Regions from separate parts of the Homo sapiens genome. Here all the other regions are linked to region 2. The links are chromatin loops, found by intact Hi-C in ENCODE. Cell type or tissue: B cell. All regions are shown on one strand. Links, peaks and the distances in the headings refer to the core of each region. The heading gives the core; the rest is flanking DNA.

The links. Hi-C counts contacts between places; a loop is a spot of excess contacts. Peaks named below come from ENCODE experiments on the same cell type or tissue, not always from the same donor. Only the 100,000 strongest peaks of a DNase experiment are listed, where the experiment ranks them.
Region 1: it touches region 2 in a loop (4-fold over the local background); 10 of 110 quality-filtered maps call a loop at or near these places.
Region 3: it touches region 2 in a loop (27-fold over the local background); 8 of 110 quality-filtered maps call a loop at or near these places.
Region 4: a loop joins it to region 2, with 11 times the contacts of the local background. A loop is called at or near these places in 8 of 110 quality-filtered maps.

Annotation. Positions count from the first base shown.
Region 1 is chr4:25,921,738-25,929,392 of GRCh38, reverse strand. SMIM20 (small integral membrane protein 20) reads right to left here. Exons shown (of 3, transcript NM_001145432.3): 2 at 1,024-1,080; 3 at 1-239. The coding sequence ends at 202. Among named protein-coding and RNA genes, the nearest start is that of SMIM20, 11 kb to the right of the region's middle. RefSeq lists a silencer at 3,431-3,480. In B cell, for the core only: CTCF peaks have their summits at 3,225 and 3,425 (motif pointing left); DNase peaks (open chromatin) are centred at 2,722 and 3,412; H3K27ac peaks cover 290 bases.
Region 2 is chr4:25,838,658-25,846,312 of GRCh38, reverse strand. All of the region lies in intron 2 of SEL1L3 (SEL1L family member 3), which reads left to right. Among named protein-coding and RNA genes, the nearest start is that of SEL1L3, 21 kb to the left of the region's middle. RefSeq lists a silencer at 112-406 and an enhancer at 2,012-2,780. In B cell, for the core only: CTCF peaks have their summits at 3,724 and 3,923 (motif pointing left); DNase peaks (open chromatin) are centred at 2,362 and 3,902; H3K4me3 peaks cover 496 bases; H3K27ac peaks cover 3,205 bases.
Region 3 is chr4:26,407,100-26,414,754 of GRCh38, reverse strand. All of the region lies in intron 3 of RBPJ (recombination signal binding protein for immunoglobulin kappa J region), which reads right to left. Among named protein-coding and RNA genes, the nearest start is that of CCKAR, 80 kb to the left of the region's middle. In B cell, for the core only: CTCF peaks have their summits at 3,650 and 3,849 (motif pointing right); a DNase peak (open chromatin) is centred at 3,864.
Region 4 is chr4:25,983,928-25,991,582 of GRCh38, reverse strand. No RefSeq gene overlaps it. Among named protein-coding and RNA genes, the nearest start is that of SMIM20, 74 kb to the right of the region's middle. RefSeq lists an enhancer at 3,008-3,207. In B cell, for the core only: a CTCF peak has its summit at 3,283 (motif pointing left); DNase peaks (open chromatin) are centred at 3,252 and 6,063; H3K27me3 peaks cover 584 bases.

The DNA.
Region 1 (7,655 bases), core at 1,387-6,386, 83 kb before region 2:
TTGTTCCAGAGTTCTTTTGATACTTAAGAAGGGAAATATTAATCCTTGTGCACAGTCTTTTATTACAAGCACTCTTATTTATGGTATTACAGAGTTTTCTTCTCCAGCCGTCATTCTCTGGTGAGGTGACTGGCTGTACCCCATGCAGAATCGAAAGCATGAAGAAATCTCCTTTCTTAATCAGAGCTGATGACAGCCCTCTCATTTCCTGCCAAATGGATCAGACCACACTTTTAACCCTATGGAAAGAAACAGGAACAAAAACAGGATTCATTTTTAAATGTCCTTCCACTTTCCTCCACCCCAAACAAACAAAATGACATCAGAACTGAGCTGTGCAATTTACAGTGTAGTTTGAGATGGTGTGAGCAGGCTGCCGGAACCTTGGCATTAAATGGCCAGGAAGCCATGGCTGCCATAAGGGACTTTTAAATGGCTCAGGAATTGTACCCCATAGCAGGAAGACCGACATCTGGCCTAGTTAAAAAATAAATAAATAAAAAAGAATGTTGCCACAGATTATAAGAGCTTTGGTTAATAAATGAGAAACCTCTCATTCCTGGCTAACTTGGATCCTCTGAAAGGAACTAACCATTCAGCCATAAAGGGAGCTTTTTAGCCCTTGTGCAAAGCAGAACCCCACATCAATTCAAACAGCTAACAAGTAAACACTATTTTCCCATGAGGGGAGTGTTTAAATAGGTGCTTGGTAAATAAGTCTGCCAAACAGCTATTCACGTCTCATATCGAATCACGCACTTGTTAACATTTTTATGCCCACTTATAAAATGGAAAAGAGGAACCTGGCAAACGTGCAAAAAGTATTCTGGAGTGAAATATTAGAATGACGCCTTGGGTGGCATCTATAAATGGCAACTGTTGAGAAATAAATAGCAAAATCACAATCTTGTCTCTAAGCTAAAAGGCATTTTCCCACTCTCCACGCCAAGGCAAACACACACAAACCCGCACAACACAGTAGTACAAATAAGATTTGGTTTTGATTTTTTTTTTTCAGTTTACCTGGTGGCTGCACATCCTCTTGAACAATTCCAGCCCGATTTATAGCTTGTTCCTTCTCTGAGAAACATAAGAGAAAAATCATTCTTTAGAAGGGGGGCGGGGAGAGAGAAATATTTGTATTTACATGGGCCAATGACATGGGACAATTAGAAAACAGTATTTATGAGTGCTGTTAAATTCAGATACGCTATTATGCAAAGCTTTTAGGTTGTGGAAGTTAGATCCTATAATGCAAAAGAGATTGGGTATTTTCAAAAGAATAAAGAAATCCATACTTCAAAAGAAAAGCTCCCCAACTAACATCTCTTCTCTGTGATCTCAGCATTTTGGAAAGACAAGAAAACAACAACAAAAAAAGAACAATTTTGAAAGAACTGGTGGGCGTGATATCACGAGGGGAAAGCTGCTGAATTGAAGGAACAAGTACAATTAAGAAAACGATGTAGTTTATATGTCTAAAATGCACTCCACCAAAGGACTAGACTCAGAGCTAAATATGCTATGTTTTTGATAGGAAATAGAGCAGAAAATTAATCTTTGGGTGGGTGGCTTTGGTTTGGATAATTGAAGCTTCCCTAATTGATTGCAGGTGCTGCGCCAATTAGCACATTGTAGCGACAGCAACTAAGCCAGTCTCTTTGGAGATGTCCAACAGGCAAGGGCCAAGAGAAATTGGGCATTTCATATCTGTGGGCTTGAAGCACTCTGACACATTTTTCTAAGTGGTTTAGAATAAACCCAAGGTCTGTAAAAACAAAGAGTTATTATTTTAAGTATCTTGACAAACAAATGACAGCTTTTCAGGAGAAAGCCTTAGAGCCAAAGGACGTTTACCACTAAATTATAGTAATGAAATGTCATAATCGGACCTTTGTTTTAATCAGGCTGACAGTGTTTCTTTAAATCCACATTTAGCTCTTATTTAGTATCAGGCCATTTTCTTTACTTTGGCCTCTGGATTCTCATAAAGTTACACAAACGTAACGGTACAAGAAACAGGGTTTGGCCAAATCTAATATTCATTGAACTTGCTTCTCTAGTCATGTGACAGAAAGTCAATCCTAAATGACCGACCTGATAGTTTTATCAATACTAAGTTTTGCTGTGGCAAATAAAACACTGGGCAATGGGGATTATGGGAATCCTGATATCCAAGTCTAAGAGGGATGGAGAGAACACATAGGATACTCAGGCCTATTCCAGGCAACAAGCGGCCTGATGGTTTCACTGCTCCTCTCTGAAAAGTAGCGGATGAATGGCAACCAAGATTCTCTCAAGATATATCAAAAGATTTCTTCCATTTAGAGTGGATATTATGGAGCCTCTAAAGTGTTAGACTTTCTGAAATAACACAAAAGGTGTCCTCATTTCTTAAGACATTAAATCATTGTAGAACTGAGCCCCACCATCCTATAGACATGTAAGTCTCAAAGTATGGATGTCTCGAACATGCTCTTGGAAGATACCAACATGTAAAAGCCCACAGTCATCAGTCTTGGCAGGAACAAAAATAGAATTAATTTTCTGTATCTAACTAAAAGGTCTATTTTCTGATACTATGGAAGAGGGAAGATTTGAGTTTTAAAAAATCACTATCAGAAAGCATTCTAGACTTAGAGATTTCATAAAATCAGACATCCTGGTGTACCAAACACATTGTCCAGAGGCAGGTACTGCAAGGCAAAAGAAGCTGGCAGACTGCCAAGCATCAAAGGAAGCTGACTTTTGGTGGCAAGGACCGAATGCCTAATTGGGTTCTAACCTCTTATGATGCAACGGAGAACCAAATGAAAAGAAAGAAATCCCTGTCTTCACACTTTCTTGCTAATTGCTAATGAGGCTGAAGCAAGGCTGAAGATTTATTTTAAATAGACCATAATCTCTTTATAATCCTTGTCCTAATGCAAACACCTCTGTAGTTTGGCTTGGTCAGGAAATTTAAACCACTTTGCTGAGCCAGTTCCTACCAAATGATAACCAGGTATTAGCATCCTATCTACATCCCCTGGTTCTTTAATCCATTAATGTTTTATAAATACTCTAAGGCCAAAGCAGTCTTATGTAAATTCATGATGTAACACAAAGACACTTTATCTGTGAATGCAGAATACTCTAAAAGGAAAACAGAAACGAGTCCCTCACGATTTAGCAGTGCATCTTGATTGAGGTTGACAGTAAGCTTCTATTTCCCTATCTTTGGAAAAGAGCAAATGTATATAAACCTCAGGAAAAGGGAAATGGCAGAAGTCAGGGGTTTAACTATGTAAACAAATCAGGATAAACTTATTACCAATTTCACTAGTGAGCACATTTCTATCAGGAGTGAAATAATTTAAACCCAAATATGGCACACCGGGTTAAAAAACTCCCCACTCCAGTGTCTCAGCAAGCCCGACTCTGCCCCCTGGTGCTAAGGCAGTGGTGTGATTTGTAGTTTTAATTGAGGACGTTATCTCTGGTCCAGGGGCCAAAGTGTATTATTAAAACTAGTAATACATGCAGACCGGCTGATTTTTTGTACGATAGTAAAAGAATCTACCTAATAATGTTGAAGTCTTTAAAAACAAAAACATATCCTTATATTAAATGTCCACACCGGAAAATACATCGACTGTGTGACTTGTTACTTGAACATTCACAACAATGCAAACACTGCAGGATACTCAAGCCCCAGCTCCCTCAGCAGTCTCAGGATTATTCGTTGAGGGTGCTCTAGTGGAGGACCAGCAGACAGAAACCTAAAATAAAAAAGCAAATGAAAGCTGGTGCAAGGTATGACCTTGGGAACCTACCTCCCTATTTCTTCCTGCCAATAAATACTTAAAAGCAACTCTGCCGGGCGCAGTGGCTCACACCTGTAATCCTAGCACTTTGGGAGGCCGAGGCGGGTGGATCACCTGAGGTCAAGAGTTCAAGACCAGCCTGGCCAACGTGACGAAACCCCATCTCTACTAAAAATACAAAAATTAGCCAGGCATGGTGGCGGGCGCCTATAATCCCAGCTACTTGGGAGGCTAAGGCAGGAGAATTGCTTGAACCTGGGGGTCAGAGGTTGTAGTCAGCCAAGATCATGCCACTGCACTCGAGCCTGGGCGCAAGAGCAAAACTCTGTCTCAAAAAAGAAAAATAAAAAAATAAAATAAAATAAAAGCAACTCACAACTTGAATTGTGACAAATGGCAAAATTTGAACGTGGGCTGTATATTCCATACAAGTTGAATATCCCTTATCTGAAATTGGTTGAGAACAGAATTGGTTTGGATTTAGGATTTTTTTCAGATTTTGGAATATTTACATATATATATAACAAGATATCTTGGGGATGGGATCCAAGTCTAAACATTAAATTCATTTGTTTCACATACATCTTATATACATAGACTGAAGATAATTTTATACAATGTTTTTAATAATTTTGTGCATGAAACTAAATTTATATTAAGTACTTATGTGTGGTATTTTCCACTTGTGTCATTTTGGAACTCAAAAAATTCCAGATTTTGGAGCATTTTCCATTTTCAGATTAGAAATGCTCCAACTGTAATAGCACTGTATCAACGTTAAATTTCTTAGATTGGAAAACCGCATTGTGATTACATAAGAGAATGCCCTTGTTCTTCGGAAATACAGGCTGAAGTGTTTAGGAATGAAAGCTCACAATGTCTTTGACCTACTCTCAAATGGTTCAACAAAATAACAGTAATAATTATAATATATAGTACATATAACTATATCTGTATATATGTATGTATCTGTATGTTATATATAGGGGGAGAAAGCAAATGTGGCAAAATGTTAACAACTGGTAAATCAAGGTGAAGGACAATATAGGAATTTACTGCACTGTTCTTGGATCTTTTGTCAGTTTGAGTTTCTTTTGTTTATTTATTTATTTTTTGAGAAAGAGTCTTGCTCTGTCACCCAGGCTGGAGTACAGTGGCGTGATCTCGGCTCACTGCAACCTCTGCCTCCCAGGTTCAAGTGATTCTGCTGCCTCAGCCTCCCCAAGTTTGAGTTTCTTTTTTCACTAACAAAAACCACATAACTGTACAACATGCATACGAAAAGTCCAACACCATTTTGACTCTTCCATGGTGATTATTTCAAAGAAGCTATCTTTTAAAAAGTAGCAAATATAAAATTTTTTTCAAAAGCTTTTCAGTTGCTTTTGTTGCTGCTGTTACCTAGATACATACACCATCTGCCTCTGGGGTATTCCAGAACTGGAGGTTCACTGGTGGTGAGTGTGAACCAGGGGCCAAGGGGAAGCCATATGACCGCAGCAGCAAGTGCAACCCAGTTGGCTGAAGGGGACCAAATGGACGTGGTGACAAGAAAGAACCAGGGACGGAGGGGAAGCCATATGACCACAGGAGCAAGTGTGACCCAGTTGGCTGAAGGGGACCAAGTAGCCACTTGAAGCACTGCACTCCTCCCAACAGTGTCAACAGGTCTGTTTCCTCACCAGAGCCTGGTTGAATCCAGGGAACTGTGTAATGCCAGTTAGAAAACAAGACCCAGTCTGCCTGCGCATTTCATTCGATTATGTGGTGAAAGGACTGAAAAGCATATTCTAAGCACCTGGCATGTCACAAGGAAAATGCCCTGACAAGGTAAGAATTCTTTCTGCATCAGGTGATTTCCAGTACCGTGTGCTGCCTAGGCATAGCCTCCTTTTGGGCAGGGGCAGCAAGGTGCAGCGGAAATCAACAGGACTGAGAAGCAGCAGAACTGAGGTCTCACAGCTCTCCCCTGTGGCCTTTCACTTGGCTGGCTGTTGAACATTCTTCACTGTCTGAAGGCATCATGAGGCAGGGCATTAAGTACAGGCAAGGTCAAGGAGTTAGGGCCTAGTGTCCACCCAGCAACTAATGTGCTGAGTAACCTTGGACAAGTCACTAAATGAGGGGACGGAAATGAGCTCAAGCCCCTTCTGGTCAAACCCTATGATTTTATGCTTCTGAACATCCAATTAAAATTTCAAATGAAAAGGATCACAGAAAATGATCTTATTCTGTCTAATTTCACAGGCTGGCCTCAAATGCATGTTATTTGTAAAAGGCCATATTCAGGGTCACTGTCTAGTTCTAGGAAACAAAGACAGATTAGCCATCTGTACTCTTCCCTAACTGTGGCCTCTTCAGACCAAACATGCTATGCCAACAGGGTGAAAGCTAAAAAGTGTCTGGGACTCCCTCCAGAAGTACAGCAGAACTGTACCCAGACTTCTGGTTTTGGGTCACTGACCCACTGATGCCATCATCTGTCCAGCGCTCATTTCAGTACTTGAGGTATCATGTACAGAACTGCCTTGTACTCCACATAACACTTAGGAAAGCCTTGCTAAGTTAACGAAAGAACTGAAGATCATGCTGAACGCCAAAATGAAATCCAATAAGGCAGTCTGGTGATAGTGGCTGCCTGCTCTGCAACCATGGAAGATCTCCTTGGCTTTGTTTTACCTAAGCAGGCTTCCCCTTCTTTTCTGCTGCCTGTATGCTTGTTCCAGCAGAGACCCTGGAACGTACCTGTCCCCATATCCATGCTGGCACAGGTGAAGGGCCCGGACTGATCTGACACTTGGCTCTACATGGACTGCCTTGCCAGTTGCCAGCCCTAAGTCTTGCTTTTACCAGTAACCCAGTTCTCAGGGAGTAGGCTTCTGCCCTGTCCATCCAAGAATGATGGGCTTCTGCCCCACAGTCTCAGGATCCTGGGGAATGAAATGTATGAAGGACGGTCAGGAGAGAAGGCCTAACAAGAAAGGCTAACAGGAGTGGCTGAAAGGCAGGAGCAAAAGAGCAAACCCAGGAGGACCTTCCACGGTGGAGAGGCCCAGGGAAGACAGTGCTCCAAGGAAGGAGAGGATGGCCTAGAGTTGGTGCCTCTTACTCATAAATGACCTGACTTCCTGTGTCACAAAGAGAATAGACGCCATCACCTGGAAGTGCCCACAACTTGCCAACATCAAACCTAGATATGGCAGCATCCACACCATCCTTCCTCCTGAGCTGGTGGAAGAGGTGCCTTGCCTTTGGTCCAAGGCTCTTTCCTCTACTTGAGCTCAGGATCTCATGTCACCTCCCACTCTACGGACTGTCTTCTCTCTCCAGCAGCTTTCTCTGTCTAAGACTTTCTTGGCCCTCCATCTCTTCCAGCCAAAACTAAAAGAAAACTCTTCCCAGACCCTGTGACCTGCTGGAAACTTTGCCATTCTCCTCTCCATACAGCTAAACATCTATAAATAGTCAACTTAATACACTATTAATAGTCAACTTAATACACTTCAATCCACTGCAACCTGCCTTCTGCCTACTTCCAAACCACTGAAAGCATGTTTAACAATATAACCAATCACTTCTAACTTATTTCTGTTAAATATAATTCATATTTTCACTTATCTCTTTTACTGTCTCTAAGCAGCCTAACCCTGCTGACCACACTCCCTTTTCATGAAGAGCTGTCTTTATGGGGCTTGTGACTGCAGCCTCTCCTGGTTTAAAACCTGTCTAGCCACTCCTCCTCAGTCTCCTTAGAGGGCCTTTCTCTTCCTCTGACCCCCTATGCTTCAGCCCTTCTGACACTGGTGTTCCCCAGCACACTGCCCCGGGCCAGCTTGCCCCTTACAATCT
Region 2 (7,655 bases), core at 1,365-6,364:
TGCCACATGGTCACAGCCTCAGCAGGACCAATCCCGGAGGCTCCAAGGCCCTTCTGCAGCCTCCCTTAAGCCGTGGGGCTGGAGATCTCAGGCATGTGCTGAGAGGCGGCACTCTGAAGTTCTCTCCATTGGTGCAAGGAGCGCCTTGCTCTGTGGATGCCGAGTGCCTGCCAGCTCTTCTTCTGCCCCCTCAGTGGGGAGCCCTCCCCACACATGCGCCCAGTTGTTTCCTCAACTGTGGCCCTAGGACCACCTGTGACAGAATCACAAATGCTTGTTGCAAATGCAAATTCCTAGGCCCAGTCCTTCATCTACTTAGTCAGGATCTGCGGGGGTGGGGGAAGGCTTGGAATCGGCATTTTAAACACCTTCCTCACGACTCTAATGCACCCTAAAACTTGAGAACCTGTGGGCCAGGGACAGAGCTGGTTGGACTTAGGATTGCTATGGTTCCCGTGTCCCGACCCCCAGCCAGGCTTGGCAGGCAGAGGACATCCATGGATTTGTGGCAACAGACCCTTCCACAGGAAGTGCCTGACATTTCATCAACAGGATGGGTTTGGGACAAGGTGACTTAAGGACATGCACTCTAAGTTTTTCCTTTAGTGATCAATTTCTTGTCATCTCTGGGATGTGATTTCTGTTGGGCTATCTTTGGGGGAAATAATGACTGTGGCGATTTCTTGGTACTGTCCCAAAACAGCTCTGCATATAATGAAAACTGAAAGGACCTGTGTCACCATACATGATAGTTGGTCAGAAGCCACTTACCCTAGAACTGGCACATTTGATATTTTTCAAAACTTTTTCTTGTTTTGAGACAGGGTTTCACTCTGTTACCCAAGCTGGAGTGCAGTGGCACGATCATAACTCACTATAGCCTCAACATCCTGGGCTCAAACAATCCTCCCACCTCAGCCTCCTGAGTAGCGGGGACCATGGGCATGTACCACCACACCCAGTTTATTTTTTTATTTTTTTGTAGAGATGGGGTCTTCCTATGTTGCCCAGGCTGGTCTTGAACTCCTAGGCTCAAGCAGTCCTCCCACCTTGGCCTTCCAAAGTGCTGAATTAAAACTATTTTGAAATAAGTATAGATTCACAGAAAGTTGCAAAGGGTACAGGGTCCCTGTGTATCCTCACCCCCGCTTCCTCATTTTCCATAACTACAGTGCAAAATCAAAATTGGGGAAGTAATGCTGATCTAATACTGTTAACTGGACTCCAGACCTTACTCAGATTTTACCACTTTTTACAGGGGGTCCTGTGTTTGTGTAGATCTATACAATTTTAACCTACATTTTAATAACCCTGTCTGTCTGGTTTATTCTGCATTTGTGCAGTGCTTTAAATGAAAAGATGTCTAGAAGATGAAAGTAAATTCCCTTTCTGTGTGTGTGCACATAGTGGGGAGGGTGGGATGGGTAGTTAAATGTCTGAAAGCAGTCAAGTCAATCATTTTGATGATCAGTGTGCCTCCCTCTTCCAGGCAGAGCCCCATGCAGGCATCTGTCTGGAATACCTTCCACAGGGCCACCTAATTTGTTAAGGGGAAGATAGCGTGGGGCACACACAGCCACAATTTGCTGTACCTCCGACTTTGTCAGGGATTAATGATTCCATTTCATATTTGACAAATCATGTATTTCTGATTGAAGAATGACTGAATTGCAAGCTGGAAGTTTCCAAATGAAATCATTTAACGAACTGGCTCAGTTCTTAGGGCACCTGAATATGCCCTTAAAATGTGAAACGTCTTTTCCTTCTTTTGTTGTTTCTTCTCATATTCACAAGGCTTAGGAACAGCACAGTGGGATTTTTCTCCTCACCTGCTTCAGAGCATTACCTTAGGAGTGAGAATTAAACCATAACGCAGAGAAAACCCTTTCCCAAGAGTTAAAGTCACTGAAAATGGTGGGGAGCTCCATGCACCCTCAAAATAAGCTCTGATTACAAGGCTGTGATTTGTTTACCGAAAAAGGGGCACACATTCTTCCTTCTCCAAAAGACAGATCACAAGAGGGTCTGCAGCAGTCCCATGGAAAACATCCATGACCTTTGTTCTGGATCTGGGCTGTGGGGATAGAAGGGGGCCAAGCCTCTGGTTTGTTCTTAGCAGGGGCTTCTTGATGAACAAGAATCAAGTCAGAACAAGATGGCATTAGTGAGGCTCCGAGCTGAGCCACAGGGGGCCTGTCATGTATGGTCCCTGTCTCAGCCAGCACTGATGTGGGGTTTCAGGGAAGGTTTTCTGTGTCAAGTGCCTGGTGTCCTACGATGGCCCTGCCTCTGAACTGAAGTACTCCCTGACTTGCTTTCATTTTCCTTTTCATGTATAAAAAGAGTCAAAGTCCCTGTGCCCGGGCGTTCTGGAAGTGTGCTTGGAGGGCCTCCATCGCTGGCTTTGCCAAGGCTCCCGAGGCGAGGGCCACGTGTGTCCAGACACGGCTCTCAGCAGCTTATCTCCTTTGCCAGGCCAGACCCGGCCAGGCCATGAGGCTGATTTTTGGTGGAGACGCAGCAGACGTTTACCCAGCCCTGCAGGGAAAACCTAACCCAGATGAGAAGTCGGTAGCCATTGGGAACACGTGTGTGCCACGACTCGGCCACATGCCCCCGGTGCACGTGTTACTGCTGCATTCTGGGTGTGGGGGGCATATGTAGCCATAGGCAGACTGTGGATCTACCTAATGTGGCTTATTTCCTTGAGGGAGGGGACTGGGCGTTTCTGTTGTCCCTCCCAAATCACATGTGTGCCTGACTCACGCTGGAGTCACAGAAAGAAAGGAATCAGCCATGCAGGCCAGTGACTTGGGCCCCAGACCTGGGGACCCACCTGGACTTCTCTTCCTGTCATACTCTATTTTGAGAGTCACCTAGTGCTGGCTGTATGTGTCACATATTCAGTCCCTTCTTGCATTTCTCACCACGTGGAGTGCCGTCATCCTGGTCTAAGCCGTCATCCTCCTGTCTGGACTCCTGGCACTGCCTGCAAGTGGCCACCCAGTTTTGCCCGTCGTACCCTCCTCACCCCCCACCAGCAGCCAGTGCAAGGTGATTGCATCACTGCCTGATTAAGCCCCCCAGTTCCTCCCATAATCCACTGATCCCAGTTAAGATCAACCCATGCCCCTTACTCTGTGGGAATCTGTCCCTGTCCCCTTGCAGCCTTGTGTCCCACCACGCACACCCTTCCCCACTGCTTCCAGCCACAGGGGCCCGCTTGCTTCTCCTGGAGCATACCAAGTTCATTCTCACTTTGGGACATCTGTGTGACTGCTCCCTCCACCTAAGATGCTCTTCTCCCAGATCACCACATGGCCACTTCCTTACCTCACCTACCCCTCTGCTCCAATGCCATCTCCTTATCTAAGACAGCAGGCCCACCCCCACCGCCCTGCCTGTCATTGTCCACCTTCATTTTCCTTCCTGGCCTGATCACCACTGGACAGTTTCAGTAAATATCTTTAGTTGCCTATGTGCCTATTTCCTGGCCCACACTGGAGCACAAGCTCCATGAGGCCAGGGGACTTGTTTGCTTTGTTCTGATGCTGATCATAGGCCCCTGCACTCATGACTACTTGTTGATTGAATGAATGCTCTTAACCAAGAGGGAAGGACAGTTTGTGAACATCACACACTGATACCCTTGCAGGGCTGTGTTGCCACATGAGGGAGGGTGTGGGGGTGGAGGTGGCAGTGCTCCTTCCCTAGGGCCACTGCACACACTCCACAGCTTCCCAGACAAACCCACCAGGGCTGCGCTAGTTAAGGCTGCAGGCTCCTCCTGTTCAGGGATTCTCCTTTGCAGCCACAGGTAAGCTCAGCTTCCCCTTTGTGGTTTAAGTCTTTGATTCCCCACCCCTATGTCTTTGCTAAAGCAGTTTCTTTTCCTTAGAATAGCTCCTGTTCCGCCCCGACTCCCCCTGCCCACGAAGCAACACCGCCCCCCACTGCCACTTTCCATGTCTGCTTGGCAAAATCATGCCCCTATTTCAACAGCCTGCTCAAATTTCTAACACTTTTCTAGCCCCCACCCTGAAGTTTTGTTGAGTTTTTTTTTTTTTAATTTCCACAACCAGAAATTAACTTCATAAATGCTGGCCATCAGAATGCTGTGTTGGTACTGCTCCTATGACACGTATCATGATTCATTCAATTAAACAAAGATTGACTGAGCACCTACTATGTATCAATTTCTTTACTGAGTGTGGAGGCTTAAAGATGAGGACAAAGCCACCCTCTTTAACATGGCTACCAATAGTTACAGTCACTTACTGCTACTGAACATTTGCTATGTGCCAGGCACTGTCAAAGTGCTTTATGTGGTTTACGTGGTTATCTAATTTTTTTGAGACAGGGTCTTGCTCTGTCACCCAGGCTGGAGTGCAGTGGCGCGATCTCAGCTCACTGCACCCTCCGCCTCCCAGGTTCATGCGATTCTCCTGCCTCAGCCTCCCGAGTAGCTGGTGTTACAGACACGTGCCACCACACCCAGCTAATTTTTGTATTTTCAGTAGAGATGGTGTTTCGCTATGTTGGCCAGGCTGGTCTCAAACTCCTGTCCTCAAGTGATCTGCCTGCATCGGCCCCCAAAGTGCAGGGATTACAAAGTGCTGGGTGAACTACAGCGCCTGGCCCGCTGTTATTTAATTTAATATGCCCAATATTCCACCAAGGAGAAAACAGAAAACTGACTCAGAGAGATAGAGTAGTTTGTCTAAGTTTGCACAGCTATTAATGAAGATGCTGGAGTTTGAACCTGGATAGTTTGGTTCCCAAACCCCACACTTATTCATTAGGCTAAACTACCAGGTGATGTCATGAAGCTATTTATTTATTTTAAGTCATTCATTCACTGAAAAAAAGTTCCTGAGCAATCTGTGTGTGTTAAGCACTTTGTGTGGCTTCTTCAGAGGAGGTGACATTTTGACAGAGACTTGAAGGATGTGTAGAGTTTTCATGGATCAAAAAGGAGGGGCTGGGTGCAGTGGCTCACGCCTGTGATCCCAGCACTTTGGGAGGCTGAGGCAGGCAGATCACTTGAGGCCAGGAGTTAGAGACCAGCCTAGCCAACATGGTGAAAGCCCATCTCTACTAAAAATACAGAAAATTAGCCAGGCATGGTGGCATGCATCTGTGGTCCCAGCTACTTGGGGGGCTGAGGTGGGAGAATTGCTTGAATTCAGGAGATGGAGGCTGCAGTGAGCCAAAATGGTGCCACTGCACTCCAGCCTGGGTGACAGAGCAAGACTCTGTCTCAAAAAAAGAGAAGAAGAAGGAAAAAAAAAAAAGGAATGAAAGAAGGACATTGAGCTTTCAGGCAGAGGGGAAGGCATAAGCTGTGGCACACAAAGGAGAAAATTCCGGATTGGGAAATGGTGATAAGCCTTTGTTCCTTGACGGGAAAGATGGCAACAAGGGCTTCATCTCACAGGCTAGCTTGTGTTGCTTGGGGGTGGCTGCCTAGAGCATGGTGTTGAGTAGGATTCTGAGGATGAGTCTGCACTTACTGAGAAAGAGTGCCATGTCCATCAGTTACTGTCTGCCATGGAGTGGAAATGTGGACTAGCAGCACACTTGCTGTGGTTTATTTTCCAAGGTATAATCTCAGGTGTGACATGGGCAATTCAAGAAGTAAGACTGGATAAGCAGTTTAGGAACACTCTTGGAAGGTTCTTAAATGCCCTAATGTTTAGCTTTATGAACACTTCTCTGATCTTCCCTCTTAAATAAGAAACTCTGGGGCAACATGGCAGTTTTCTTCTTCTCCACTCTTTTCGTTTCAAAAATGCATTCTCATCTTCAGATCCAATGGACTGGAAGTATGATTTTTTATAACAAAATTTCATTACAACAAAATGATTGAAAGTTAAGTCAAGTGTTGGAACCAGCCTTGACTTGTCTTTGTGAAAAAAAATGGTTTATGCAGCAGGACTATTCAAGTCAATGTCATGATAGTACTTTTAGTAGTTATAAACTATATATTTGGCATTAAAAAAAACAGACCTAGTTCCTTTTTTTCCAGTTAATCATGGTAGTCTGAATTTTTCAGTAATAACACTAATTAATGCCTAGCATCTACATTCCCCTTTATGATTTTTCGAAACACTTTTTTCACACACATTGTCTCATTTAATCCTCATAATAGTACCATGGGAAAGACAGTATTATTCTCAACCTTTCTTTAACAAAGAGGAAAACCGAGGCTCAGGGAGTTTGTTTAACTGGAGTCCAGACTTCCTGATTCTTTTGACTTTGCTATGCCGCCTCTCTGAAATATGCTAATACAGTCCTAACCCAGGTTCTAAATTAGAAAGAATACTTTTTTTAAAGTTGAATTTTTATCGATGTGAATCATCCTGTTTTCTTCACCCACTGGACTTTGTGTCTTTGAAGCGGATTGGGCAGACTTGGAGGCCGAGGGTGGGGAGGCCTTGGGATGTAGCTGGCTCCTTCTATATGCCTGCCCGGAAGTGCTCAGAGCTTTTGTTCTTTTCTTTCGTAGACGAAAAAGTAATACGTGTACACGGTAACAATAAAAAAATTTAAATAGCGTGAAAAGGTTTAGGGGAACGAGTAAGTTTCCACACCCCTCCCCCTCGAATCTTCTGGTCCTTTTCCCAGAAGTAAATTCATTAGCAACAGTTTCTTGTGTTTCCTTCTAGAAATGTTCTCTGCACATACAAGCGTTAAGTTGTGTCCCGTTTTCTTCCTGCACAAATGAGAGGATTCTAGAAACAGACCTGCGCTCATTAACAATACAGTAGATTTTTCTGTACCAGGACATGCTGCCGACCTCATTCTTTTCAACAGCTCCTTAGCGTTGCATCGCCTGACAGACCGTAATTTATTTAACCTATCTTTTGCTGATGATCATGCTGTTGCTTTTAACCACAAGGCTTCACTGAACATCCCTGTACATGTATCTCTGTGCACACTCATAAGCATGTTTGGAGGATAAATTACTAGGAGTAGAACTGGTTTTATTCTTAAGATTCCTGCCATCGAATGTTCCACAGACTTCCTTAGGAACCTGCTTCACTGCCTAGTATCCTTTCTGGAGGAAGTTCTGACCTAAATCATATCTGCTAGAAAATCGAGTTTTTATTCTCAGACTTTGGCTTTAAAGAAAATTAAACACCTTATTGGCCACTGGCTTTTGAATGTCCTGTGTTTGGAAAGCATTATTGAGCTGCCTGTGCTCTGGCTTTATTTCTCCAGGTTGAGAAATCTTCGCTTCTTTCCCCGCAGATTTTGCTTACAGACTTGTAGTCATTGTGATTCCTTGCATTGAGACCATCTTCAGCTTCTCTGAAGGTGGGCTGATGATCTCAGTGGCTTCATTGCTGTGTGTTCGAAGCACATCTGGAGTGGGGTTTTGTTACACAGAAGTGTTACCTTTGTTACGTGGAAGTGTTACCTTTTCCCAAGCAAGGGATCTGTGTCAGGGTTCTGATCACTCAGCTGAACCAGAGAATGGGCTACATAATCGTCCCTTAACCCCACCTGACCCAGGGATGAGATTTAACATATTTAACAACCAGTGAGGGGTGGGGGCCTCGGTGAACTCCAGTGGGTGCTAGCCTTAGTGCTGAAGCCGGCTCCAGAGGCCGCTGTTGGGCCAGGCTCTAACTTGAAGGAGGGGCCAGGGT
Region 3 (7,655 bases), core at 859-5,858, 570 kb before region 2:
CAAGTTCTTCTGAGAATGATTTTCTTATAATCTTTTATTTAGCAATTAAAAATATTATCTATTGCAAAGCCTAGCTCAAGGCTCATATTTTACATAGTTCAGACCATCAATCCAGTCCTTATATAGGGTGTAAATTCACCTTTGCTCAATTATAATGTTGACTTGTACACACTTTAAAACATCTATGCCATATCTCTCTAGAGGGCCTGAAAACTCGAATTAACTATAGTAGCCACATAAGTAATATAAATGGGTGAACGGCGCGTACAATAAACAGGAATATCCAGGCTGGGCGCGGTGACCCATACCTGTAATCCTAACACTTTGGGAGGCAGAGGCAGGCGGACTGCTTGAGCCCAGGAGTTTGAGACCAGCCTGGGCAACATGGCTAAACCTCATGTCTACAAAAAATACAAAAATTAGTGGGCGTGGTGGCAGGCGCCTATAGTCCCAGCTACTCTGGTGGCTGAGGTGGGAGGACCAACTAAGCCTGGGAGGTCAAGGCTGTGGTGAGCTGTCATAGTGCAGCTGCATTCCAGCTTGGGTTAGAGTGAGACTCTGTCTTAAAAAAAAAAAAATTAGGAATATCCTTTAGTTACCCAAAGAAGTAGTTTCCTTCTCTTCTTTCTTGAAACACACAGCCTCCATTGTCATTCTCACTTCTTGTACTGTTATTAGTACAGAAAATGGCTTACTTTTCTTAATCCTAGTATAAGAAAACCCAGAGCTTAAATGCAATGATAATCAGCCACTAGTGTATATATACCCACTCACACTCACGTGGCTGAACTATGGGCATGCAGGCCTAGTGTTGGTCCCGTCCTCCAATTGTTCAATAGATGACTGAAATCAAATTTTATATGAAATACTGTTTTTTTAAATTTGGCAACTAATTTACACTTATTAACACTCTGTAGGCCAACAACGTGCAGACTAAAAGAAAAAAACTTTATGTGCATATGTGCACACACAAGCAGACACCAGCAGGCTGGATTTGGTGCTCAGGTCTTCCTGAAGGTGGTAGTATCTACTTCTTGTTTGCTTCCCCCTCAGCCTCTACAATATTATCTACTGAACTGACTGAAAATATATTAATGGAACCTACTTTTTGCTCAACCCTAACCAGACTACTTTAGAGGCAATTTACATATGACTTACAAGAAGTAAGCTGGGTTTATTTAATATTCATTAATTCTCCAAATTATTTATTATATCCTGAGTGTGTAACAGATACTGGGGATATAGCAGTAAAAATAAACAAAAAAATTAGACAAAATTCCTCTCCTCATGGAACTTACACTCTAATAGGAGAGAGATAATAAAAACAGATAAATGAGTGAAATAACATGCATATGTACTCCATTAGCTGGTGATAAGTATGGGGAGAAAAAAATAAAGCAGGCAAGGGGTACTTGAAATGGGGACGGCCCAAGGTGGTCAGGAAAAGTTTCCTTAAGAAGGTGACTTTGAGTCACGACCTAAAGCCATGTGGACACCTGGGGCAAGAGCATTTCCACAGAGGAAAGAGCCAGTGCAAAGGTTCTCAGATAGGAAGGACTGTGACCAACAGTGGGGAAACAACCAACAGACCAGAGCGGCTGGAGTACAGAGCAAGAGGGGGATTAACAGGCAGCGAAGCCAGAGGTAGCGGACAAGTAGACCAAGGAGGCCCTACGGATTTAACTGAGGGAGGAGGGAAGTCTCTGTAGTCCTCTCACATTTATCTAATCCAATAGAAAAGAGCAGTTTTCATGCCTGTATACTTACACTGAGGCCAAGGATATAAAGGTCACAGCCAAGTTAGTGGGCCCAGTTCCAGGTCACTCTAAATTTGGAGGGAAGCCTGGATTAGCTGGGCTAGTTTTGGAGTGGGTTCAGTTCAAGTCTACAAAGGGGAGCTTTCTGGCTTCTAATGCTGGGAGCTACCCAATGCTTACTATGGCACAGAGTCAAATACCTAGGTTGGCACACTCTCAGGAGGTTGAGAAGGCATCAATTTTGGAAACACATCTCCTGTTTTTTTTAATTGAACATTGATGTTAAGACTCCTTAGTAAATTGGTGTATCAGCTATAAAACTCAAAAGAGCTGTGTTTTAGTACAGGTTGTGTATTCCTTATCTAAAATGCTTGGGACCAACAGTGTTTTGAATTTTTTTTCCCCAGACCTTGGATTGTTTGCATTTATACTTAGTGGTTGAACATCCCAAATCTAAAATGCTCCAGGCTGGGTGCAGTGACTCATGCCTATAATCCCAGCACTTTGGGAGGCTGAGGCAGGCAGATCACTTGAGGCCAGGAGTTCAAGACCAGACCGGCCAACATAGCAAAACACTGTCTCTACTAAAAGTACAAAAATTAGCCAGGCATGGTGGCGCACGCCTGTAGTCCCAGTTACTCAGGAGGCTGAGGCATGAGAATCGCTTGAACCCAGTAGGTGGGGTTGCAGCGAGCCAAGATAGTGCCACTGTACTCCAGCCTGGATGACAGAGCAAGACTCTTACAGGGTCATGTTGGCACTCGGGGTTTTCAGATTTTGGAGCACTTCGAATTTTTGGATTGGGAATGCGCAACCTATATGCCAAATACAGTAGTCAAATCTCAATGAGTTATCATAAATGGTACTTTTTTTTTTTTTTTTTGAGACGGAGTCTTGCTCTGTCACCCAGGCTGGAGTGCAGTGGCGCGACCTCCACTCACTGAAAGCTCCACCTCCCAGGTTCATGCCATTTTCCTGCCTCAGCCTCCCGAGTAGCTGGGACTACAGGCACCCGCCACCACGCCTGGCTAATTTTTTTTTTTTTTGTATTTTTAGTAGAGATGGGGTTTCACCATGTTAGCCAGGATGGTCTCGATCTCCTGACCTCGTGATCCGCCCGCCTCGGCCTCCCAAAGTGCTGGGATTACAGGCGTGAGCCACCGCGCCTGGCCCATAAATGGTACTTCTTAATTTCACATCTGAAAAATATAAAGAGAGCTAAACTGATAAAAGAATGAGTAGTGCTGGTTTTCTCAAAAGTACTGTGACAAAATGCATGAAATGGTAAAAATCAGGTTGATAAAAAATTCTCTATTCAAAACACTGACCAAGGTTCTATCTTGAAAGTGCTTTCCAATCATGTAATAAATATAAGAAAAATGAAGACTTTTCAATAGTCTGAGTCTTTAAAAAAAAAAAAGTCAACTCTAAATTATTTCAAAAAGCCATGATGGAAGTAGCAAATCCAATATAATCTAAACATTCAAATTATTTCTATATTGCTGATAAAATCATACCTTAAACATCCCAATATCATCATCCCCTAAAATACGGCAAACAAATCAAGTTGTTGCCCATACTTCGTAAAAATCTAGTGATTGAATAAAAGTCAGCATATATACAAAAAAAAAAGGCAAGAATACACGCAAAAGAAACTAAAGGGAGTGGGGTAAAAATAAAAGGCCACCAAATTAACAGAAGAAAACTTAAATACATCTTTATTTATTTATTTATTTATTTAATTTTAAAGACAGAGTCAGACTTTCACTATGTTGCCCAGGCTGGTCTTGAACTCCTGGTCTCAAGGGATCCTCCTGTCTTGGCCTCTCAAAGTGTTGGGATTACAGGCATGAGCCACTGCACCTGGCCTAAAATATATCTTATGTGGTGTATTTTAGGCCAGGTGTGTGAAACTGACTATTTTTTAAAATTTGGGCAGTTGGTCAATATGTATCAAACACTCAGTGAAAAGTCTGAAAAGTGGTTAGCTTACAGAATTTAACTGCTGCTATAAAAAGATATCCTATAAAACACGTTGCCTTTATTTTCTCATCTTCCCTAGCAGCTCTATCAACTATAACAAACAATACTTTCTCTGCCACTTGGTGGCGATATGCACACATTTAAAATTTTACTCCTTTCACAGTTGTCTTTATTTTCAGAGACTGTTTCAACCACTGATTTCCTCAAATCTTGAGATGATGTCTGAAAACTGCCTTACAGATTCAAAGAAGGCTTTTTATCCATTCCAATATATAAAATAAATTAGGTTAAACAGAATCCAAACTCATGATATTTGCATTATCTTGCTACCTTTGCAGAATCATCACTAACCTTTGATGATTATTCAGTTCACAAGGACCATATTTAGGAACTTTTTGCATGCCACAATTGGCCAATTAACACAAATCTCAATATGACTTCAGAATCAGTCTAAATGACTTTACTGTTCATTGTTTTAACAGCATCATTACTGCTACTGCTTAATTACTTCCTTCAAGAAAGCTCTAGATAAAATAATCTTTTAAAAAGTTTATTCTTTAACCTAAGATCTTACTTAATGAGAAATTAATCACTAATATAAATGGGGTACTAGATGTGCCATGCAAATAAATACTAGTTATTAGGCACCATATTTAACATCAAGAACAATTTTAAATTTGGAGATAAAATTTCCTAACCAAGTATTTTTAAGCATCACTCACTGGAGTTATTTTGTATGCCAAAAAGACACAGCCAAGAGGACTGTGATCATGCCCCCAGGTAACCTCACGCCTTACGCCTTTGCAACTCTTCAAAAAGGCCTGAACCAGGATCGGCAAGAAAGAAGACAGATCCTCTTCCCACTGTGCACTCCACCACCAAGTAAGAGCCCAGAACACTTCTCTGAATCCAGGGCAGTTTGACAGACATCCAGAGGGCTAGATTAGCATTAGCAGTCCTTTACTACTAACACCTGTTTTTTAAAAAAATCAAGTAAATTTAATGGGTTTCCCCTTTATCATAAAGTAATGCAGGTCTACTTTGAAATTTTTAACAATACAAATCAGTAAAAATATAGGAAAGTAGTTACTCTGGCCTTTTCATCATTTTTGTTCATTTTTTAGAGGACTTCAAAGCTTAGATTGTTAAAGCTTTCTTTTGACTGGGGTTTTAGACCAGCTAGGCCATGCCCAAATAATACACAGAAATTGAAAATAGGCTGGGTGCGGTGGCTCACGCCCGTAATCCCAGCACTTTGGGAGGCAGAGGCGGGCAGATCACAAGGTCAAGAGTTCGAGACCAGCCTGGCCAACATGGTGAAACCCCGTCTCTACTAAAAATACAAAAATTAGCTGTGCGTGGTGGTGGGTGCCTGTAATCCCAGCTACTTGGGAGGCTGAGGCAGGAGAATCATTTGAACCCAGGAGGCAGAGGTTGCAGTAAGCCAAGATTGCACCACTGCACTCCAGCCTGGGCAACAAGGCGAGACTCTGTCTCAAAAAGAAAAAAGAAAAATAAAAGCTACTACAATAAAAGATATGGTTAAATTTTCCATTTTAACTTGACAAACCACTACAGCTCTCTATATATGTTGGATCTTTTTCTTTTTTAGACGGAGTCTCACTCTGCCGCCCAGGCTGGAGTGCAGTGGCACCTCGGACCTCAGGTGATCCGCCCACCTTGACCTCTCAAAGTGCTGGGATTACAGGCATGAGCCACCATGCCGGGCCGTATTTTTTAACAGTAACTAACAAACAGGAACCTTATCTGGACTTTAACACAATTTTCTAAATAGGTCTTCCCCTTTTGTTATCTCCAACGGGCCTCAGTTATACATCCCGGTATTAAATGACACAGTGACTTTTAAAACTCCTAGTAAAGGTCCTTTTGCATAAAACCTAGCACACAATAGCCAATCAGAAATAAAGAATAAGTGAATTCAATTGTACTAAAATGCATCTTCAAAAATCCAGAGAAAAGAAAAGCAGCTTGCCTAAATTTGAAGCTATATGATAAACACACATCTATTCATAATTCAATTGGGCTAGCCCAATCTCACCTAGGTAATGGAAAAGGGTTAGTCCTAGGCAAAGTTAAGTTTACAAAGTTTAAGTATTTAAAGGATCTTTTCCTCCTCAATCCCTGCTCTAGATAACCAACACTCAAACGCAAATGGAATGGTATGGCAATTAGGGTAGTAAAAAGGGTAAATATTTAAAATTAGGCCCTCAAGAGTTCCAACCCTAGCTCCACAGATTCCTAACTAATGTCAACCTGGACACATTTAAAGTCTCTGATTTTCAGATTCGTTGCCCACAGAATTTGGATCATAACATGACTACTTTACAAAATTGTTACGAGGATTACAACTTTAAAATATTTATAAAGCACTTTGGGAATCATGTCTGGCTCATGATTGGAGCCAATATGAAACTGTTTCTACCTCGGATTCACTATGAGGTGCACAGCTGGCCTTTTAGATTCTTCCTCCATAATGATGGGTGTTAACTTTTTCTGTTTTGCTTAAAAAGCAGAAAACTTGCTATAAACACACACTAAATTTTATTTATGAAAAAAAAAATACTGAATTTCTAATATCAACTTCGTGGGAAAAAAAAAAAGGACCACTAATTTGAGTTGGTACGCTATGTCCCAAACTACAGATACCAACTTCTTCCCATCTTTAACCCTAAATCAGTGTTTAAGTTGTATTAGTAAAGTACGATAAAATAATCAGAAATTTAGTAAGCCTGAATAACAGTACCTGGCAGTATGAATCTTAAATATTGTTTTCACTTGTTCATCTTTGAGGATTAAAACTACCAATTAAATAGCTTTACCTTCTTGGCCAAGCACGGTGTCTCATGCCTGTAATCCTTTGGGAGGCTGAGGCAGGCGGATCACTTGAGCCCAGGAGTTTGAGATCAGCCTGGACGGCATAGTGAAACCCCGTCTCTATAAAAAATACAAAAATTAGCTGGCCATGGTGGTGAGTGCCTGTAGTCCCAGCTACTCAGGTGGCTGAGGTGGGAGGACCACCTGAGCCCAGTAAGTGGAAATCATACCACTGCACTCCAGCCAGGGCAACAGAGACCCTGTCTCAAAAAAAAAAAAAAAAAAAAAAAAAAAAAGAAAGAAAGCTTTACCCCTCTTTTCAGCTCAGATCTAGTCAGCTTCAAGGAACTTCCTAAAAATTCTCTTTTAACATGTAAATTAATTTAATCACATACATATTACATTTCCCTTCTCTTAAGCATAAGCTGAGGTTTCCTTTATGTCACAATCTCTAAGAATTCTACTCATTCCTTTCACAACAATCCCAAAACCTTAGTTTTCATTCCTTTTCTCTTCAGTTGGGTACCTTTCTAGCCAATTAAAAAACCTTTGATCTTTCTCCATAAGCAGGCTTTTTCCATGGAATGCTTAACCAAAAAATGCTGTTTGAAAGACAGACTCAAGAAACTATTCAAAGAAAATTCCAGGAACCAAGTGAAGAAACAACAATGAAAGTCCCCAATTAAACATAAAAAATGCGGAAATTTATAGAATACCACAATAAATAATTTTTTAAAAATCACCTTGTTGTAATTTAATTTTGGTTAATCTACTTTATAGGTAATTTCTGTTGAGTCCACATTCAAGTAGTATGAGAGTATGAACCCAGTTTTGCTGTTTCTTCTTAATAGCAACCCAAACAAGAATAGGATCAAGAGAGAGGGCCAGGAGTTTTCTTTATAATCATTCCATAGCTCAATTAACCTAAGCTCAAGACAGTTTTAGGATCAAGAGCTTATTCAGCCTTTTCCTTTGCAAAACGGTACTTTTGGGGTCACATTTGCGTAAAAAACTACATTTTCCACCAAAAAGAAAGCTTCTTTGTGAATAAGCTAATGTATCACATAAGTATTTCGGGGA
Region 4 (7,655 bases), core at 1,182-6,181, 150 kb before region 2:
TAATCCGTCACTGAAATCATATAAAGCTGCCAACTCTGTGTTCTGCCACCAAGATCTTGGCCCTTTGAGCCTGCCTCTCCCGCCAGCCAACTCCGCCTTTAGGCAAGGATTCCCAGTATCCCCCTGGGTAATTCCAGACCTAGAGTCACTTCTCTCACACTCTGGGCTCTGACCCCATCTCAGGTCCTGCCTGTGGCTCTTTGGCTGTCTGCTAACAGATTCTGCCCCTTCTCACCCAAATTTCAGGCCCATGGACTCAATCCCCAGTCCTGGTAATAGTGAAAGATGAATTCCCACTCCATGGGCCAGGCTCTCTGTGACTGCCTTAAGGAGGCGGTATGGCAGAGTGACCAGCCACAGGCTTGGGTTCAGTCCTGGCTCAGCGACTGGGAGGGTTTTTTTTAACTCCTCCAAGCCTCACTTCTCTCAGCTGATAACAATACCTAACTCACAAAGCAGCTGTGAGGATCAGGGCAGGTGATCCATTAGTAAAACTATTATGAGACATGCACTTACCCTTATGGAACTGTACTCAGAAGAAAAAAGCCAAGTTATCTTCATTTATGAAAAGTCAAAAATGAAGCAAGTCAAGTGAAGCAAAAGCACCATCTTGGATTTCAGTAAACTCATGCACCAGTTACACGCACCATCTAATTTTGTTTCCGAAATATGTTGTTGCCTGAATTCAATATCTACCACTCCGGTCATCCCAAATGAAAGTGGACAGAGGATCAGTGACTTGCCTCGTGCTTCCTTGGATAAATAAAATGTGGTGCTCACACATTATGGGGCTCTGTGCAGCAATTACGAGCCTCAAACTGGATGCACATACACAGTAACATGGGCAGATCTTAAAAAACATAATAGAGGACATCGAATACTACTTTGTACCCAGCCCCATTCCAAGTACTTGACACAGTGTAACTCATTCAGTTCTCACCAAATCCCATGAGGTACACAGCATCATTATCTCCAATGTGCAAAGAGAAGCATGGAAAAGTTCAGTAAACTGCTTATCATCTTACATAGCAGAGGAGCTGAGATTTCAACCAGGCAGCCTACATGCTTCACCTCAATTCCGTATTAAATGCATACACATGCATACACACACACACACACACACACACACGGGCATTTATTTATTTATTTATTTATTTAATTTTGAGACAGAGATTCACTCTTGTTCTCTTGTTGCTCAGGCTGGAGTGCAATGGTGCGATCTCGTCTCACTGCGAACTCCGCCTCCCGGGTTCAAACGATTCTCCTGCCTCAGCCTCCGGAGTAGCTGGGATTACAGGCACCTGCCACCACGCCCCGCTAATTTTATATTTTTAGTAGAGATGGGGTTTCTCCATGTTGGTTTCTCCATGTTGGTCAGGCTGATCTGGAACTCCCAATCTCAGGTGATCCGCCCGCCTCGGCCTCCCAAAGTGCTGGGATTACAGGTGTGAGCCACCACGCCTGGCCTCACACATGAACATTTATAACAGCAGGACCTTCAGCACATCACCATTCTGCCTATGCCAAACTGCCAGTTTGTTCTCAATCCATCTCTGCCTTTCCTCTGCTCTTCCTTATATCCTAGGGAACTACAATTGCCAGCTCTCATGGCTCTGGCTTGTGGGTTGGTTTAGGGAATGGGAAACTGGTAGAAGATTAGAGAGGGGAAGAAGGGAGAGCCAGGGTGTTTCTCTATGTCTTTCCTCCGGTAGCTCCCACAACCCTGTTTCTCTTCCTTGGCTCTGCCTTCTGTCAGATGGCCCCTCCTCGACTGTTTCAGATCCTGCCAGCGGTCCCTACATTGGAGTCCCAGCCATAAAGCAGTAGCATCATCCTTCCTATTGCTGCTCCAGCCCTAGGGGTCATGGTGGCTTCCTGAGGTTGATAATCTCTGGGTCACCTGTTTGTCTTCTCAGTTTGCCTATCAACTTGGGTAACCAATTCCCTATATTAAATTTTCTCTGTTTGAAAGACCTAGAGTGGTTTCTAATTTTCTTGCTAGATCCAGACTAATAACTCATTTGTGTGAATTAAAAATCTATGCGTGCTCTGGTGGAAGAAGTACTGACCTGTGAATCAAGATGCCTGGGATGGAGGCCAAGTGCTGTCCCAACCCAATGTGAAACCTCGAGCTCTTTGTCTGTCCTTCTTAGACTTTGCATGCTTTTCTTTTTTTATGAAAACTTTTTTTTTTAACTTTAGAGAGATTGGGTCTTGCTGTGTTGCCAGGTGGGAGTACACTGGTATATGATCATTGCTCACTGCAGCCCTGAACTCAAGGGATCATCCCACCTCAGTCTCCCGAGTAGCTGGGACTACAGGTGCACGCCACCACATCTGTTTTGATTTGTTTTGTACAGATGGCGTCTCGCTATGTTCCCCAGGCTGGTCTCAAACTCTTGGCCTCAAGCAATCCTCCCGCCTCAGCCTCTCAAAATGCTGGGATTCCAGACATGAGCTACCATACCCAGCCTAGATTTTGGATTTCTAATTTGCAATGTTAATGTGGATTAGGTGCTTTTTTTAAAAAGTACATTCTTACTCAAACTCTTTGAATGTGTGTGTGTGTGTGTGTGTGCGCGCGCACGCACATGCATGCATGCGTGCTCGAGATCACAGATTTTTTTCTATGGATAATATGAATTCAAGGATATGCATGAATCACATTAAAGCAGCTGCCTTTGGAGTAGAGAACAGGGATAGAAAAGAGTAAAAAGACAATCAGAAGCTGGGCACAGTGGCTGACGACTGTAATCCCAGCTAATCGGGAGGCCGAGGCCAGGGGATCACCTGAGGTCAGGAGTTCAAGACCAGCCTGGCCTACATGGTGAGATCCCGTCTCTACTAAAAATACAAAAATCAGCCAGGCGTGGTGGCGCAAGCCTGTAATCCCAGCTACTCGGGAGGCTGAGGCAGAAGAGTCACTTGAACCCGGGAGGCGGAGGGCACAGTGAGCAGAGATCACACCACTGCACTCCAGCCTGGGTGACAGAGTGAGACTCCGTCATCAGAAAGTCCCGGTACTGACAATTGGAGAGCAATGCAACACAGCACACAGCAGTGGTTCCTAACCTGTCGGCCAGCCCACGTGCTGCCGTCCAGAGCTAGACGTGTCACCAATCACCTTCCACATTCACCCTCGGTGCTCCTGAAGCAACGGGAAGCCTTTTCTGGGTGTTTTGTTGTTGTTGTTCCACAGTCACTTCTTTATGGGCCAGCCTCGCCCTGAGAACGAGGAGGGTGAAGGCGGTTCAGCCCGGACAGGCTGCTGGCGCCATCTAGCGCTCCGATGGAGAACTGGCTCCCGCGCATTCTCTGAGTTGAGATTTCCGGCGCCTGCTCCGAGCTCTCCAACCTCCATCTGCTTTTTTCAAAACCTTCATAGCTTGCCAATTTGCAAATATTGGGAAGTCACTTTGCCTTGAAATCTTCAAGGAGTAACTCTACTGAGCCCATTGCCAGTAGAACCCGCAGAAGCTGCCAGGCAATTACCTAACCCCCAAGAGGCCCCTAGCAAATTGGACATTCTGGGCATTTAAAACCCGCCATCCGCATGCACAGAATTGTAGGAAACGTGGGCTCCAAATTTCATCATCAGAATCTCTGAGGGGCGACCTCAGCCTTTCCTAAGAAAACAATGTCTCTCATGAGGTGTGAAGACATCTGCTTTCCAGAGTCCCCCACTGCCACTATCTCTAAATAACAATTTCTAAACAAGTTGTTGGTTCACATTTAAAATTGCGAGCCATGTTTTCTTTTCTCCATATAGGAGAGGAGAGGCTGGTTGTTTCAGGATTCATTAAGCCCTAATTTCTTCACCAGCATTCTGAGCGCAAATGGCTTAGCTGCTCCATCCCATGTTTAAGGCATATTGAAATAGGCCCTATCCTGCCTGAGACATTAACTTTTAGCAGTAACTGCTAGAAAAGGACCTTGATTTATTTATAATCAGCTGATGTTATCATTCACAGGAAAGACTAATAACATGAGAAATAAACTTGAGCACTGAGTTAGGGGGCAAAATTTGGGAGCCCACCTTAGTTTTTTTTTGTTTTGTTCTGAAATAACCAAGAACAAAGACAAGAGGCGAGTACTGAGTACGGATGAACATGAATGAATTGCTAATTATCGAAACAATTTATTTGGACACTCTGCTACCCGGGAGAGAAGTAGGGTGCTTTTTGTCTTTCCCATCAAAGACTTTATTGCTATTTTGATCATCCAGAATTGTCAAGACCATGTTTCCCTAATAATGCGGCCAGCGATTTCATTTCGCCCTAGGGCCACGGTCACCCAACAGCTTGTAGGACTCTCCGTCCCTCTCTGTTATGAGTGCAGGGAGACGACAGAGGAAAGGAGGGTATAGGTTGGATGCGAAGTGGAAGAGACTTTTCTCTCCCCTTTTCCAAGTGTCAAAAGTGCATCAGTGGCAAGGAGGAATTGCCTTTTAGTTTACTTGGATTTTGACAGGCCCCTTTTACTTTCCCGTCAGCTCCTCAATTCAGGCAATTTCACGGCTTCTTTTCTGCTACTGAGACGTGTTTGTGGCAGCAGTGTTGTTAGCTGCAGCCACAGGCTGAGGAGCCAAATTGCTAAGCAGCCTCGCTTTGACTGCAGCCCACACCCGCTCAGGAGGATTTGCTAGCAACCCAGTGACAGTCCAGACCTAACAGGGCCATCAGGCCAGCCCGAAGGGCGACAGTGTGTCCTGGTTCATTATTCAGCCCAGTTAGATGGCTGAGAGCTGTCTGTATACTTACTTTCAATGAATTGAAATATCATAAAATAGACCTCATTCATTCATTTAACAAGTAAGCATTTATTGAGAGCCATGCTAAAGCTCTGCTGAATGTAATTAGCCGATTAAGCCAAACTCTGCTAAAGAGAGTTCCAGGCAGAGGGAGCAGCAAGTTCAATGTCTAGGTCATAGGCTTGGCTTGTTTGAGGAAGAGCAGGAAGATAGGAATAGTTGGGGGGAGATGAGAGCAAAGATGAGATCCTGGGCTGGGAGGCCACATCATGTACAGCCTTCTAGGCCACAGTGGGGACTTTGGGTTTTAGACTATGTATGATGGGAAGCTACTATGGAGTTTGAAGACCATGCTGTTTCCAGCCCCAAAGGGGCTTTAAAATGCCATAGCCTCTAGGATGAAACACCTCCTCAGCACAGCACCCAGCTAGCTTCTCCTCTGTGCTCTCCTCCTGCCTCACCCCACTCGCATCTCCATATATACCCACCATAGCTCTCTCTTATTTTCCAAAGGCAACATCCCTTTATCTGCCTGGGAAACACCTACCTGCCCTTCAAGACCTTGCATATCCACCACTGCCTTTATCCAGCCGATCTTGACTGTCTTACGCTGTGAATCCCCCTGTTCTTTGCCTCAGAGCCTCTTGGACACAATCCTATTATATAGGGTCCCTGTCATTTCTAAGTGTCTCCCTGCCCTGCAAGACTGGAGGCATTAGACAGGGGAATCCCGTGTGGGGCTGGGGCAGAGTCAGCAAAATAGGTGTGTTAAATTCTCCTTGGGTGGATGAGCAAATGAACAAGTGAAGGGGTAGCTATGGAGAGCTAACCCATGAACTCCCTACCAGCCGTCCACTCCACAGTGTGAAGAATGGATGAGGGGTTGGTTGCAAGCCAGACTGCCTAGGTTCAAATTCAGCCTGCAGCAAGTATTTCCCAGGTGACCTCTGGCAAACTTCTGTGCATTCACTTCTTTATATATAAAATAGAAAGGGTCATAATGCCATGCTCTGCCCACAGGTTGTTGAGAGGATTAAATAAATTAGTATATAAAAGCACTTAGGGCCAGGCATGGTGGCTCATGCCTGCAATCCCAGCACTTTGGGAGGCCGAGGCAGGCGGATCACTTGAGGCCAGGAGTTCAAGACCAGCCTGGCCAACATGGTGAAACCCCATCTCTACTAAAAATACAAAAATTAGCCAGGCATGGTGGCAGGCACCTGTAATCCCAGCTACTCAGAAGGCTGACGCAGGAGAATCACTTGAAACCAGCAGGCAGAAGTTGTGGTGAGCCGAGATCACATCATTGCACTCCAGCCTGGGTGACAGAGCAACACTCTGTCAAAAAAAAAAAAAAAAAAGCACTTAGAATAGGGCCTAGCACAGTAGACATTTGGTAAGTGTGAGTATTATTATGGCTGTTTTGTTGTTGCAAGGGAAAGGGGCTGCAGGATACAGAGAGGGGAATTCAGGGGAGAGTGGGAATCTTGGGGGGGTGGGGTGGTGAGCTTGCTGCTTTCTTCTCCAGCTTTGTCTGGGGCTGTTCTGAACCACAGGTGCCCTGCCTATAAGGCATGTCTCAGAGGCTCTTAGAGGGAACCATTTTTTCATTAATCTCCCAGTAATGTCATGGGAAAGTCAAATTGCTTCCTATTCTCAAACCCTTTCCTACCTTCCTGGAAGCTTTTGCTGTTCCCTTTTCGATGGAAGGAGGTTGGGCTGGGGTTGGGCTGGGAGCCAGAACACTTGGTTTGGAGTTCTTGCTCTGCCATCTGTCCCACCAATGTCCTTGGGCAAGAGGTGTGACCTCTGAGACTTGAATTCCTCGGCTGGTCTGAGATCTTCCTCTGCAGGCTGCCGTGGGGTCCAGGCAGTGGTTCTGTGCTCCGGCTATGGAGTCAGGCTTTTTTTTAGACAGAGTCTTGCTCTGTTGCCCAGGCTGGAGTGCAGTGGTGCCATCTCCTCACCTCCCAAGTTCAAGCGATTCTCATGCCTCAGCCCCCTGAGTAGCTGGAATTAAGGGACACACCACCACACCTGGTTAATTTTCGTATTTTTAGTAGAGATGGGGTTTCACCATGTTGGCCAGGCTGGTCTCGAACTCCTGGCCTCAAGTGATCCGCCCACCTCGGCCTCGGAGTCAGGCTATTCTGGCTCATATCCTGGCTCTACCCTCTGTTAGCTGTGGCTTTAGGTAAGTTATCCAGTCTCTCTGTGCCTCAGTTTCCTCAGCTGAAATGGGGCAATAATAGCTACCACCCTATTATAGGCTGAATTCTATCTCCCGCCCCCACCCCCAATTCGTATGTTGAAGTCCTAACTCCCAGTACATCACAGTGTGACTGTATTTAAAGAGAGGAAGTTAAAAGAGGTCATTAGGGTGGGCCCTAATCCAGTATGACTGTTGTCTTTATAGGAAGAGGACATTAGGACGCCGACAGATTGGGAAGACCGTGTGAGGGCACAGGGAGAAGAGGGTCATCTACATGCCAAGGAGAGAGGCCTCAGGAGAAACCCACCGTGTTGACACCTTCAGGTTGGACTTCTAGAACTGTGAGAAAATAGATTTCTGTTGTGGAAGCCAGCCAGGCTGTGGTCCTTTGTGATAGCAGCCTCAGTGGACCACACACCCCACTAGGCGGTTGTGAGTGTTAAATGAGAAGATGCATGTGAGGTGCTTGGAATAGGCCAGGTATACAGCGAGTGCCTAACACATAGCAGCCTCTCATCACAAGTGAGGGCCTGATTCTTGCAGGGATCAGCAGAGACATGCTGCCTCAGAAGGGAAATCCCTGTTCTTAGTTCTATTCAGACCCAATGACACATTCAATATTTACTGCAGGCCAGGTACTACGGCTCATGCCTGTAACCCTAGCACTTTGGGAAGCCGAGGCAGATGGATCAC